Linked DNA regions of Homo sapiens: region 2 is linked to region 1. A link is a contact called in ENCODE Hi-C or POLR2A ChIA-PET data. All regions are on one chromosome and are shown on one strand. The core of a region is the stretch at or near the end of the contact, and the rest is flanking DNA. Distances in the headings are between cores, read along the strand shown. Region 1 overlaps INPP1 (inositol polyphosphate-1-phosphatase). Region 2 has its middle 93 kb from the start of GLS.

Evidence for each region. A loop is a pair of places that touch in the nucleus more often than their neighbours do. ChIA-PET counts read pairs that join two places held with the same protein, here RNA polymerase II (POLR2A). Pooled maps may share reads with other maps.
Region 2: a loop to region 1 is called in a map of heart right ventricle, with 2.1 times the contacts of the local background. The contact joins two enhancer-like sites. A Hi-C loop is called at or near these places in 5 of 168 maps with a recorded cell type or tissue (PC-9, cardiac septum, heart right ventricle and 1 more) and 8 of 50 pooled maps. POLR2A ChIA-PET finds 5 or more read pairs at or near these places in 2 of 52 experiments (CD4-positive, alpha-beta T cell and activated T-cell).

What each region holds. Positions count from the first base shown.
Region 1 is chr2:190,368,999-190,376,355 of GRCh38, reverse strand. It overlaps INPP1 (inositol polyphosphate-1-phosphatase), which reads right to left. Exons shown (of 7, transcript NM_001128928.2): 6 at 7,079-7,253; 7 at 4,691-5,512. The coding sequence ends at 4,954. Among named protein-coding and RNA genes, the nearest start is that of INPP1, 29 kb to the right of the region's middle. Within about 2 kb of position 3,800, at least 5 of the 41 ENCODE cell types and tissues checked have a DNase peak (open chromatin) inside an H3K27ac peak, as active enhancers do.
Region 2 is chr2:190,784,373-190,791,729 of GRCh38, reverse strand. No RefSeq gene overlaps it. Among named protein-coding and RNA genes, the nearest start is that of GLS, 93 kb to the left of the region's middle. RefSeq lists an enhancer at 1-563. Within about 2 kb of position 4,794, at least 4 of the 41 ENCODE cell types and tissues checked have a DNase peak (open chromatin) inside an H3K27ac peak, as active enhancers do.

The DNA.
Region 1 (7,357 bases), core at 2,551-5,050:
GTGACATTTGAGCAAAGTTTTGATGGAGATGAGGGAGGGAAATGTGCTGATATCTGGAGAAAGGTTTCCAGTTAGAACAGCAAGTGCAAAGGTCCTGAGGCAGAGGAAGCATGCTTGGCAAGTTCAGGGCACAGCAAGAAAGGCAGTGTGGCTGTAACAATGTGAACAATCTTAGCCTATTGGGCTGCTATAACAAAATGTCATGAACTGAGTGGCTTTTGAACAACAGAAATTTATTTCTCACAGTTCTGAAGGGTGGGAAGTCCCAGATCTAAGCAGATTCAGTGTCTGGTAAGGGCCTGCTTTCTGGATTACAGACTGCACCTCTTGCTGGCCCTGACGTGGTGAAAGGGTCAAGGGCTCTCTCCCAGGCCCCTTTTATAAGGGCACTAATCCCAGTCATAAGGGTTCCACCTTCATGACTGGATCACCTCCCAAAGGCCCTGTCTCCTAATACCATCACCCTGGGGGTTAGGATTTCAACATATGAATTTGGTAGGGGAGGGATACAGATATTTAGACCATAGCAGAGAGTAAGAGAAGATGAGAAGGAAGGGTGGAATGTGGGCCTTATAGGCTATATGAGGACTTTGGCTTTTTCCCTAAGAGAGCCGAGGAAACATTTGGAAGCATTTTTTGCCTTTCCTTTTTAAATTTATTTCTTTTTATAGGTTTAGGGGCGTAAGTGCAGTTGTGTTATTTAAATACATTGTGCAATGAAGTCTGGGCTTTTAATGTACCCATTACCCAAACAGTGCACATTGTACTCCATAGGTAGCATCTCATCCCTTACCTCCTTTCACACTCCCACCTTTTTAAGTCTCCAATGTTGATTATTCCACTGTGTGTCCATGTGTACCCATTATTTAGCTCCCACCTTTATGTGAGAACCTGCAGTTTTGACTTCCTGTTTCTAAGTCATTTCATTTAGGATAATGGCCTCCAGGTCTATCCGTGTTGCTGTAAGAAACATGATTTTTTTTTATGGCTGAGTAGTATTCTATATGTATATACCGCATTTTTAAAAAATCTATTCCTCCGACGGTGGACACTTATGTTGAGTCCTTAACCTTGATATTGTGAAGAATGCTGTGATAAACATGAGTGCAAATGTCTTTTTGAGGTGATTATTTTGTTTTTCCTTTGGGTAGCCCAATAGTGGGATTGCTGGATCGAATGGTAGTTCTACTTTTAGTTTTTTGAGAAATCTCCATACTCTTTTCCATGGAGGTTGTACTAATTAATATTCCCATCATCAGTGTATAGGCATCTCTTTTTCTCCACATCCTTGCCAACATCAGTTTTTGTTTTTTTTACTTTTTAATAATGGCCATTCTGACTGGTGTAAGATGGTATTTTATTGTGCTTTGGAGAATTTTGAACAGAAGAGGGACATGATCTGATCTGTGTTTGAAAAAGATCACTCTGGCTTCTGTCTTGAGAATGAACAGTATGGAGGCAAGTTAGAAGTTTATTGCAATAATCCAGGTGATGCATAAAAAGGCATGGAGCAGGGTGGGGTATAGGACAGTGATGTGGAATAGCTGAATTCTGGATATATTTTTGAAAGTGGAGACCAGAGAGTTTCCTGAGTGATTGCATATAGGTTGTGAGAGCAAGAAAGGAAGGGATGTTGACTTGGATTCCCAAAGACTGCTCTTCTTGATGTGCAGTTGAGGCTCTCTTTGTACTACTCTGTGTCTAAGTGACCTGGCAGACTAATCTCTCTATCCATCCTCCTGTAAAACACAGACTGATGCAAAAGACACTTGACTTTCATGGCCAAGAGGCTCCTCTGTAGAACACCCCTCCATCACTACCTCCAACTCCTGTTCCCATCAGATAAATTGCCTGCATACCAAGAATTGTTGACCGGGTGCAGTGGCAGCACTTTGGGAGGCCAAGGCGGGTGAATCACGAGGTCAGGAGTTGGAGACCAGCCTGGCCAACGTGGTGAATCCCTGTCTCTACTAAAAATACAAAAAATTAGCTGGGCATAGTGGCAGGCATCTGTAATCCCAGTTACTAGGGAGGCTGAGGCAGGAGAATTGCTTGAACCCGGGAGGTGCAGGTTGCAGTGAGCCAAAATCACACCACTGCACTCCAGCCCAGGTGACAGAGTGAGACTCCATCTCAAAAAAAAAAAAAAATTGTTTACTTCTTTCCACAACTCTATATTCCAATTTTATTTCTAATAATTAAATTAATATAACGTAAAGTAATGGAGTGTGGGTTTGAAAACAAAGAATTGGAGGCTTTAGTAAGTGTGGGTAAAGGTGAACCAAAAAATTAGTTGGTAAGAAAACTGTGGCCAGGCGCAGTGGCTCATGCCTGTAATCCCAGCACTTTGGGAGGCCAAGGTGGATGGATCACCTGAGGTCAGGAGTTCGAGACCAGCCTGGCCAACATGGCGAAACACTGTCTCTACTAAAAATACAAAAATTAGCCGGGCATGATGGTAAGTGCCTGTAATCTCAGCTACTCAGGAGAGTAGCTGAGATTTATGCTCAGCTACTGAGGCAGGAGAATCACTTGAACCTGGGAGGCAGAGGTTGCAGTGAGCCAAGATCGTGCCATTGCACTCAAGCCTGGGTGACAGAGCAAGACTCTGTCTCAAAAACAAACACCACTGTAAAAATGGAATATTTTTAAGTTCTTCCTCTACAGAAAATAAAACTAGAAATCATAGTCACCTGGTTGTGGCTTCTGCAAGAAAAACAATGCAGACCCATCAGAGGCACATGCTTAAAGAAAGGGCTTTGGCTTTTCTGCAAAGATTGATGGTGAATAATATACATTATAGATGTTCACAGAATATAATGATTCCCTCTTCCATCCAGCTTTTGACCCCTCCAATTGAGAAATTTGAGCCCTAGGAGTTCGAGACCAGCCTGGGAAGCATGGCAAAACCCCATCTCTACTAAAACACAAAAATTAGTCAGGCATGGTGGCATGCACCTATAGTCCCAGCTACTTAGGAGGCTGAGGTGGGAGGATCGCTTGAGCCCAGGAGGTTGGGGCTGCAGTGAGCCATGATCATTCCACTGCACTCCAGCCTGGTGACAGAGTGAGACCCTATCTCAAAAAAAAAAACAAAACAAAAAAAAAAAAAAAAAAAAAAAACGAAAAGAAATCAGTATGTTAAAGAGATACCTCCACTCCCATGCTCATTTTGATATTATTGACAATAGCCAAGATATGAAATCAACCAAGATATGAATGAATGGGTAAAGAAAATGTGGTATTAATATGTATACACAATGGATACTATTCTGCCATAAAAAAAGAAATCTTGTCATTTGGATGACCCTGAAGGACATTGTTAAGTAAAATAAGCCAGGCACAGAAAGACAAATACCACACGGCCTCACTTACACATGGAAACTGAAAAAGTCAAACTCACAGAAGCAGAGAGTAGAATGGTGGTTATCAGGGGCTGGAGTGTTTGGGAGATGTTGGTCAAAGGATAGAAAATCCTAGTTAACAGGAAGAATAAGTTCAAAAGATCCTATGACGTGGTGACTATAGTTAATAACAACGTATTGTTTACCTGAAAATTGCTAACAGATTTTAAGTGTTCTCACTACACACACACACAAAAAAATGTAAGGTAATGTTAGTTTGATTTAGCCCTTCTGCAATATATACATATGTCAAAGCATCATATCATATGACATAAACATAATTTGTCAAAAATTTTTAAGTGTAAGGACATTAGAAAATAAGATTGTTATTTTCATGCATTTGTAAATAGAGGATCTGTAGAAACATCCTTTGGCCCCCAGGGGGCGTAGGGCAGAATGAAGTCAGAGCCGAGGATTTGATCCCTGCAGTTGGCACTCTCTGGTTACCAGGCCTGCCACAGAGAATACAGAAAAAGTACTTTATGTCCACTTCAGAGAACATTCACTGTGGGATGCTGGTACACAAGGGTTGTATATATCTAAAGTCCACCTCTGGTTTTTGGTAAAGTGTAGTAAATATGCAAAAATTGCAGAAACCTCTACTCATTGTACTCTTTTGCTTCTGTGTGTGTATATGTGTCTTTCTGTTTGTCTGTGTCTTTCACTGTGTATGTGTGTGTGTGTGTGTGTGTGTGTGTGTGTGTGTGTGTGTATCCCTGTCTCTCCCTGTCTCTGCAAAGGGGGAGCCCACAGTGTTCCAGGCTTTACTTCCTATAAGAAATACAAGAATACTGTTAAAAGTACATAAACTTGGCTAACTTACGCAGATTAAGTTCTAAATGTTCTGCCAACAGGCTAAAATTGCAGATTTTTCCCTTCGAGAGGAAACAAAACTCAAGCAAACCCCTCCTGTATTCTCCCTTATATTTCAGAGAAATTTCTATCGCTTAGATGTTTAGCATAGTTTTACTAATTTAACAGGATTTTTTCCTCGTTCATCAATTTTTTTTTTTTTTTGAGACAGTCTCGCTTTGTCACCAGGCTGGAGTGTAGTGGCACAATCTCGGCTCACTGCAACCTATGCCTCCCGGGTTCAAGCGATTCTCCTGCCTCAGCCTCCTGAGTAGCTGGGACTACAGGCACACACCACCAAGCCCAGCTAATTTTTATATTTTTAGTAGAGATGGGGTTTCACCATGTTGGCCAGGATGGTCTTGATTTCTTGACCTCGTGATCCGCCCGTCTTGGCCTCCCCAAGTCCCGGGATTACAGGCATGAGCCACTGCTCCTGGTCAATATTTTATTGAAATGTTTCAAGCAGCACTAACAGCACAATATTCACTGTAAGAATTTCATACACCAATATAATTGCTGCATGAATGTCATTTATTGAAATTAACATTATTATGAATACATAATGGAAAAATACTCCTCAAAAGAGGAAGGTGAATGTTAACCAGCAACAGGACAAAGCCATCCTCAAAAGACAGAGATAACCGAAACAGTTTCACAGTTCAGTTTATACAGGTACACCGGGGTTAGAGTTCCTCTAGGTATGCGTCTCTGCAGGTGCCAGGTTTTGGACCAGGAGGCTCAGGAATGTCTCCAGCCGCTTCCTGGATCTGTATGCAATGAGTCCTCCCTTGTTGGCCCACCGATCCACCCCAGCAGCACCCTCATTTTCCACGTGGTACACCAACTGTGGCAAATCAAGCCCTGTTTCTGGATTTCTTTCTAAGCATTCTTTCAAGTCTACTATTCCCCCACCCATGGCCCTCAGTATGGCATGAGCAGCACAAGAGTCCCATTTGAATGTGGTATCTTCTGAAAAGATGTAAATGTCAACGAGGCCTTGGACAACACATAGGCTCTTATAACCAGCCCCAGCTGCCCCAAATATGCGATCTCCACACACACGTGACAATGCAGCTTTGATAGTCTCCTTTTCACTTGTACTAATTACGGCTGAAAAACTGGGGGAGAATGCTGCCTCAGAGCCGGTGTTTCCAGTGTGTGTTTCACTGCCGTTTCTTCTAGAGATGGTGAGCTGTAGTGAATGCATGTTGGTCCCCATGTAAGAAAGGCCCCAATAGCACTGTCCTTTCCACCTGTAGAAGAAAAATTTCAATTGGTGATGATTATCACATTTGTTTTTCATTACTCATGTCACTTTCAAACTTAATGATACGAAGAAATACACAATTCATCATAACATGGTGAATCTTAACACCTTTAAGTCTAGGAATAGATATCAGGTAGCTAGTTTATTTCAGAAAGTTACTTATATGCATGCAGCTGCCTGAGTTGTTGCAATTAGAAATGCTTTCAATTTTATGGCATTATCACATCAATCTAGGACAACACTAAAACATTTATGGGGTTTCCAGCTTCCAGAACCATTGCAAAATTTCATTACAACTTTTAGTATTTAAAGTTTAGTAGGGAAAAAGGAATAGAAAAGTGATATCTCTTTTTGATCTGCAAATATTCTACAATCCCTATAACAAGTTTTTCTTTATTTGGTAACTCCTTTTCATTCTCTTATTCACTAGTTTCACGTTGGCTTCCAACACAAAGAAAGATGGACTCAATGTTATTAGTTTTGGCAACCACAATAATTATAGCACCTTCCCTTTATCAATGCTTAACTTACTGTCTATGTTGTTACATATTTACAGATAAGGAAACAGGCTTAGAGAAAGTAAGTAGCTTGCTGAGGCCCACTCAGCTAGAAAGTGGTAGAATCTGCATTCAAACCCACAAAGTCTCACTCTGAATCTGTGCCATAAACTATTTTGTTGACCACCTCCATTTCTAGGCCATGATTATGTCTGCATATTGTTCCAATTCTTTTTAATTTCTTATTAACCTTTTAAAGATAGCAGAAACCTATTTTTAGTTTGGAAGATGGTGGGGGTAGGGGGAAAATATTAAAACTTAAGAGGTATAAACTTATGACTATTAAAGAGCAAATGATTGTTACTTGAAGCAGCTCAGGTTCAATAAAAATATGTAATCCTATATAAGTGAAAAAATATGACCTATTTCAATAAAAAGCTGAACTGCTTGTTCCACCTGGACTTTGCCATGCCCTGGAGTCAACCCCAAAGCACAGGCCATGGATCAGAGGCAGCTGAGTCCTGGCCACTTTCTACGCTCTGTTTAAGAGTGCATGGAAGAGTGGAAGGGAGGAGGCAGAAAGGGAGTGTGAGTTAGGTTCTGATCCTGGCCATGCCTACCAATCTTTTCATTGGATAATTTTCACATTTTGTTTTGAACTTCTAAAATTATACCAAAGTTCAACTGGCTATACAGCGATGGCAGCTGTCTTATTCCCAATGTATTGGAAGGCAGTGTTACCACCACTCTACTTATCTGGTTTTGAGTGGATTCTAGAAACAGGGAACAGGATTACTATATTCCAAATGTAAAACTATGATTTCTACAGGATAGTATTAATTTTAAAATTTCTACCAGCATGCACTTGGCCTGAAATAAAATTACGCAAATCCAAGATTGAAAATAGAACTTTAATTCAAATACGCAGACTTTCAATGGCAACACTCCCATGTGTTAAGTCATGGGAATGTCATATAGTGATAATCCTAACAACAAGCAAAGCTGAGGTCGTAAGTTCTAACAACCATAATATACCAAAAATATTTGCCTTTTACCTGAGGGTGTTTGGATCTCGTGACACAAAAGGTTGATTGATGACTCCCATCAGGGGAACCCCTGTCTGTATGTCATAGACACCAATTAAAATGGTGACACACTGAAGTCCACAGGGGAAGATTCCCTGGTTGGATTTAATGTCAGCAGAACCTTTTATATACTGATAAGTTGAATCTGAAAAAGGAAACAAATGTGTTTGGATTCAGGTAAAGATCATTTAGAAGACTCTGTTCCATATGACTTCTCTCTTCTACTGATTTGGTAACCAATAATTTTTT
Region 2 (7,357 bases), core at 3,545-6,044, 410 kb before region 1:
TGACTAGCATTGAATGGGAGATAATTAAGAGCAAGTCGGTACCAGTAACTGCCAGGAAAAGGAAGGGAATATGTCCAGAAAAAGCAACTCTTTATTTCCATGCTGAATTAAAACACCTACCCATTTGGGGCTTGAGAATTTCACTCTGAAATGAAAAAATATTTGCTGTAAACAGAATGCAGATGATTGTGAAATTTTCCATGCTTTCTTCTAATGGTGTGGGGAAAAACAGATTCAAAATGGAAAACTGTGCAGGACGTGCTTTCTTAGAAAGAAATACATATTTTAAAATATCAGTTATTCTATAAAGGAAAAATTATTGCTGTTAAAAGTCATGCGCAACTTATCAAGTTTCAATTTGGGATCAGCTACAGGTACAAATATCTGGATCGTCTGTGAGAGAAAGAACTGAAAATGCACAGCTTCCATCGTCCTTTAAATAGCTTTCTGGATTGAAGAGCATTATAATTAAACCGCATCAAGTGTCACTGCAGAGAAGCATGTAAATTATGGGTCTGAGTGTGGGCAAGAAATGTTATTTGATTGCTTGACAATCAAAACCAGAAGATGTTCACATATGCATAACCCAGATTTGTTGTAATTATATCAGATGCAGAAGAAGTGGGAGGAATAGGTGTAGCTTTGAATTTAATAATCACTTGTTTATCTCTCTTTCAAATAAAAAAACTGTTTATAAATACTATAGGAACGCATATTCACAGAGTGGTTTTGTATAAGAAAAGATATATTAGCAAGCAATCAGTCCTTTCAGTGTATGTCCCAGAAATAGGTTGTGAAAAAAAAAATGGCCATGGATATCCTACAAAGACCCTCAAAATGCAGAAACTAGTTCATTTAACTGTCTGTCAAGTACTTTGCTTCAAACATCATGTCAGAAACGATGTTCACAAGGGCTCTGAAATCTACTTGTTTCAGTATTTTGCACTTCATTTTACCCAGGTCTCGGCTCTCCTGAAACTCCCCTTTCTCTCAAGATGAGAAGGAGTAGGTAGGAGATGCTCTCGGAATACTGCTCAGACAATTGAGAACTTTTCTTGCCTCTTAAAGAGGCCCAGAGGATGCCTCTTGGAAAGAAGCTGAGAATGTAATACCTTTTCAGCACCTCTACAAAGCGTTTGATACCCTCTTAGATAGCACATACAAGAACAAGCATAAACACTTGACTAGGAAACACACAAGCCTGAAAACTGTCAGGTTGAAAATGAAGACAGCACATTTTTTTACAATCCTTCCCCTTGTGAATACTAGGATCATAAATTATATACAATGATACGTGTATTATCTATGTAAATAAAATGATCCCATCTTCTGCAGCCCTCTTGGTTGACCTTTCCCTTAGCATTTAACTAAAAACTAATAGTAGTAGTAAATCTACTTAATAGATTTACTTAGAATAATACATCTTGCTTAATGAGAAATTTTCCTCCAATCCCCAGATTTCTGGAGGTTTTCCTTCCCTTGGGCATGTTTCATTCTAGATGCTTACTCCTGGCTTTGTGTAGCAGTTAACTTTCCTTTTTTTTTTTTCCATGGATCAGTGTGTAAAATATAGAATATATTTCAGAAAACTTAAGTAGTTTAAGAATGGGTTTGAGTGACTTTTCTAAAGTGGGAGATTTCTAGACAAATTTACACAAAGTACATCATCCCATAAAGAGGACCTCTAGATGCCAGTTGTAGAAAGACACTTTTCATCGCAGTTAAGGGGAAGATATTTCTATGGGTCAGAGATATCTAAGGGTGTTGGGATGCAATAAATCTCTCATTTCTGGGGGTGTTCTTAGCCACATGAATTTGAGATCTCCCAGAGGCAGCCCCTGAGATGAAGATTCACATACAAGTAGATTATCTGGCAGCTGATTTCAGGAAAGGCTGCAGGAAATGGGGAAGAGAGATAAGGAAAGGATCCCAGAAGTACAGGATATATGGTCAAAAGAGAGTCCACTGTGGTAACAGGAACCCTAATCCCACTTGAGAATTCTGGGGGCTGGTGTAAAGTACAGTCTTCTCCCTGTGGGTGGAGGGAGCTGGAATATTTATACACAAATTTCCATCAGTTGAGGAAAGCTGCTCTAGGAGGGCCATTTTAATCCCCTGACACTTCCTGCCTCCCCAGTGAGAGTGCACTAAAGCAGGAGCTGAGTGTTCAAGAAATCCTATAGCAAAGAAACGCTATGCTGCTGGCAGTTAGAAGCCAGGCTGGTACCCATTAAACTGGTGAGAGTGGAAAGACATGGGCCAGGGTCTCAGGAGCACCTGTTATAGTAGTGTAGCTGAGCCTTTATTATAAAGAGCATAAGATGTTTGTTTTACTTATTTCCTATCCCCCTTTTCCTTTTCTTCCTCCATGAATGCTTGCTTGTACACAGTCACTTTGGTAGAGGGTAGTCACTAGTAATTGATTAACTTCCTATGCTAATCCCAGGGCTGCCCATGAGATTGATGAGTTTGTTTTTCTTTGTCTTTTTCTTTTTTTCTTTGTTTTTTTTTGAGACGGCTTTTCTCTGTTGCCCAGGCTGGAGTGCAGTGGAGCAATCACAGCTCACTGCAGACTCAACCTCCCAGGCCCAAGTGATACTCCAACCTCAGCCTTCTGAGTAGCTGGGACCACAGACATGCACCACCATGCCTAGCTAATTTTTGTATTTTTTGTAGAGATGGGGGGTCTCATCATGTTGCCCAGGCTGGTCTCAAACTCCCGGACTCAAGTGATTCTCCTGCGTTGGCCTCCTATAGTGCTGGGATTACAGGTGTGAGCCACTGTGCCCGGCCTGTTTTTCTTTTAAAGAAAAATGATTCTTAGGTTATGCAGACCTCCTTGATGGTGTCCTTGGCCTGATCAAATGCAGACAACTTTGAGCATCAGAGATCCCACCTCCCACATACCAACCTTATTCATAAAATACCTCAGTTATGTTCAAGGCAGGTCAGATTTGAGAGACTGCCTCTCCTGCCCTCTCACTTTGGCTAAATCGAGTAAACCTTTCTCTCTGCTCCTAAATGCTGATGTGTCAATGTTAGGCTTACTGTACATCGGGTACACAAACCTAGATTCTAGGCTTCACTAACACTAGCTCAAAACCTGGGAGGACTAACATAGAAAGAGATTTTGGTATGATGACTCAAGGATTGAATCAAGCCCAAATATATGTGTTTATTGATTTTTCACAGCATTTGTCTTTAAATTGAGTTTGAATGACCATAGGCACTGTCACACTGTCTCCAGTTTGCCCCTGGTCCCATCACTTTCCACTGGCCAGCTTTTCGCATTTATCTAGCATGTCTGCTCTGGAGTTTGCCACCAGCAGGGAAATTCAAATCTAAGATGTTGAGCAGGTCTGGATAGTCTTGAAGACCATTGTCAACTGTGAAATTCTATGGCGTGATAACTAAATCATCACTAAAACCTCTTTCAGCAATAAAATACTATGATTTAATTGTATACTGTCTTTGTAATATGTTTGCAAGTTCCTTAAGGACAACAGTATAGGCCTATAAATAGTCTTGATTGATTAAAATGAAATTATGTATTTCTAAATGTTAATAAGTAGAACAATATTAATTTACACATTTACTGTGACTTCTATTATCATTTGCACTGTACAAGTGTAGCTTGAGCCAACACATCAGAATAGATTACAGAGAGAAACTGCTTCGCATTTCACAGGTTTGATTTAGGGTCTACAGTCATACTTCAGTGAATTTGTTAAGACAAGCATGAACATTGGTGCTCATCCATTTTGCCTTAGATTTGAAGGAAAGATGACCTTGGCAGAGAACATTTATACTGAAGCTTTTAAAAATTGGCCTTGCATTATGCGAAGTGCAAGAAGCCAGACACAAAAGGCAATCTACCATATGATTCCATTTATGTGACATTCTGGAAAAGGCGGAACTAGAGAGACAGAAATCCTGTCAGTGGTTTGCAGAAGGTGGGGAGAGGAGTTGACTACAAAAAGGCACAAGGCAGCTTTCTGGGGTGGTGGGAATATTCTATGCCTTCCTTGTGGTGGTGGTTATGTGACTGTATGCATATGTCAAATCTTATCAAACTGTAGACTGAAAAGGGGTAAATTTGCTGTATGTATGTATGTGTGTGTGTATATATATATGTGTATATATATGTGTGTATATATATATGTGTATATATATGTGTGTATATATATATGTGTATATATATGTGTGTATATATATATGTGTATATATATATGTATATATAAAACCTCAGTAAATCTGACTTTTTTTTTTTAAGTTTTTTTTAAGACAAAGTCTCTCTCCATCTCCCAGGCTGGAGTGCAGTGGTGTGATCTCAGCTCACTGCAAACTCCACCTCCCAGGTTCAAGCGATTCTCCTGCCTCAGCCTCCCAAGTAGCTGAGATTACCGGCATGCGTCACCAGGCCCAGCTAATTTTTGTATTTTTAGTAGAGACTGGGTTTCACCATGGTGGCCAGGCTGGCCTCGAACTCCTGACCTCAGGTGATCCACCTGCCTCGGCCTCCCAAAGTGCTGGGATTACAGGTGTGAGCCACTGTGCCTGGCCAATGACATTAAAAAAAAAAATGAAAACAAAACAAAGCAAAATAAAAATGCTCAGCCCTTGGGCAAGCTTCTTAACTGCTGCCACAGGGAAGTTTCCCCCAGCATCCTGGGAAAATCAGGTGAGGTTTAGATGCCCACTGAGATAAGAATGACATTTGGTTCTTCCTGCCTCTCAGTTCCTTCTTTTTAGCCATTATAAACCCTCCCTGCTCCTCAAATATGATTAAACAAGTCAATTGGGTGAAATATGATTCATTCTGTTGTTGCTCTCACCTTCCTTCAATGGTATCTGCCTTAGTCTTTTTACCTCCAGTATTTTTCCCTAGGCCCTATTTCAGAATTCACATTTTATTATTTCAACATATTTGTTCCTTTACTTGTTCAAAGAAGATTTACAGTGGCTTTCTATAATTTCCAAGCAAATTCCTAGGCTGTTAAGAACGATAATCTGATAAGAGAGATGGCATAGTTTCACCAAGCCTGCAGGCTTCCAAGATTCTACTTCAAAACCTGCAGGGCTTGTCTTCCCTGTCAAATTCATTTCTCTTTTCTTGAATTGCCTGTGCACAGCACATTCCTGAAGGACCTTGACCTAGATTCTCCCACCGTAGTTGGTAAGCCACTTTCTGGAAGCAGTAATATCTGAGGCAGCTGCCAAGGGCATGATCTGGGGGAGCAAGGCAGCACGACAGGGTGGCATGTGCCTTTTGCAATGTCCTTAGTTGACAAGAGAGAGCACTCAGGCTGCTCCATCCCCGGGGGTGGGGAGGAGGGGCGGGGGGGGGAGCGGGGGCTGGGGTGGAGGAGGGGAAGCATCGCTGCAGCATGATTATAAAAACCTGGGGCAGGGACGAAGTTCTTTACATCTCCGTCTCCCTGTAGCATCTGGCAGGTGCCCCTACCTCACACCAGGTGCTTGATGGTTGTTGGTTGATTATTGATTGGCCTCTACTCTTCTGTGCCTAGAAACTCCCTCCTCTGCTTCTTCCAAGTAACTCATACGCCTCCCTCATAATTCTGCTCCATATCCTAAACCTCCCAATTCAACCCTTCCCTCCCTACCACCCTGAATGTGTGCGCTAGGTATTCCTGCTTTGAGCTTCCCTAAGACCTTCTGTTTATAACTGTCATAGCCTAACCACTCTATATTTTAGTTGTATCTTGATTTGTCTGCCTTTTCCCTCTCCCATGCTCCATGCTACAGGAGGCTATGAGCCTATAGAAAGCAATAATTTTTTTTTATTTTTGGGAGATTTTTCCCCCTATCTGGAACATTATGTATGCTTTATAAATGTTTGCCAATGAATAAATAAGAATTTGCTCATGCTGCTTTTGGAAGTCTGCTTTATCAGTTGGAAATTATTTTAACTGCAAGTAAAAGAAACGTTTGCTAACTTCATATTGGCTCATACAGGCAGACATTTCTTTTTCTGGCCTAAATAAAAAAGGTTTTGTCAAACTCTACTGTTCACCTAGGCCAGTGACTTTACAGATGAGAATCAGGGAGGTTGCATGATGACTTGCACCTTAGTTTTAAAGGTGCAAGAGGTCAGGGCAGTGGCTTTATGATTCACTTGGCCTTTACTTTATAAGATAGTTTTTTAAGCACCTGACTTTTGAGATTAGGTGGAAAGGAGTTGTATTAGTTGCATTGGTTCTCTATTGCTGTGTAGCAGACTGCCATAAAATATAGCAGTGTAAAACAACATGAATTTACTATCTCACAGTTCTATAAGTCGGGAGCCTGGTCACTGCTTGCCTGAGTTCTCTGCTTAAGAAATCACCAGGCTGCAATCATGGTGTCAGCAGAAGCCGAATGTCATGTGAAGCTCAGGGTCCTCTTTCTTTTTCTTTTCTTTTCTTTTTTTTTTTTTGAGATGGAATCTTGCTCTGTTGCCCAGGCTGGAGTGCAGTGGTGCGATCTTGGCTCACTGCAAGCTCCGCCTCCCGGGTTCACGCCATTCTCCTGCCTCAGCCTCCCAAGTAGCAGGGACTACAGGCGCCCGCCACCATGCCCGGCTAATTTTTTGTATTTTTAGTAGAGACGGGGTTTCACCGTGTTAGCCAGGATGGTCTTGATCTCCTGATCTCGTGATCCGCCCACCACGGCCTCCCAAAGTGCAGGGATTACAGGCCTGAGCCACCGCACCCAGCCTTCAGGGTACTCTTTCAAGCTCACTGGTGGTTGGTAGAATTCAGTTCCTAGGGCTAAGACCCTGAGCTCCTAGAGGCTGCTTCAAGGCAATTGGAAAGATAGCTGCTTGCTTTCTTCCTGGAGGCCAATAGAAAATCATCTCTCTTTTCAAAGGCTCACCAGATTCTGTTAGGCCCACCCAGGATAATTTCCCTTTTGATTGACTCAAAGTCAACTGATTAGTAACCTAATGATGGGGGTGATATCCCATGGTTCTGCCATACTCAAGGGAAGGGGACTATATAGGACACACATACCCGGGGGCCATCTTAGAATTCTGCCAATACAGGAGTGATGACAGCTTCCCAGAATTCTCCTTTATAGAGTTCTGCTTATATCTCATTGGCCAGAATGAGATACATGAGATTACATGGCTGCCACTAGCTGCAAAGAAGGATAGTAAAGTGAATATTCAGCTTTCCCAACTTTTGTAGTGAAGCTGAGGACAGGAGAGGAGCTGGGAATGGGTGTTAAATTAGTCTATCAACAGAGTTTCCCACACAGTCAAATCCTTGAGACACCTTAATTATAGAATGGTAGATCTGAAAGAGGATGTGAAGTACATTTAATATAACTTTTCTATTTTCTAGATGATGAAGCT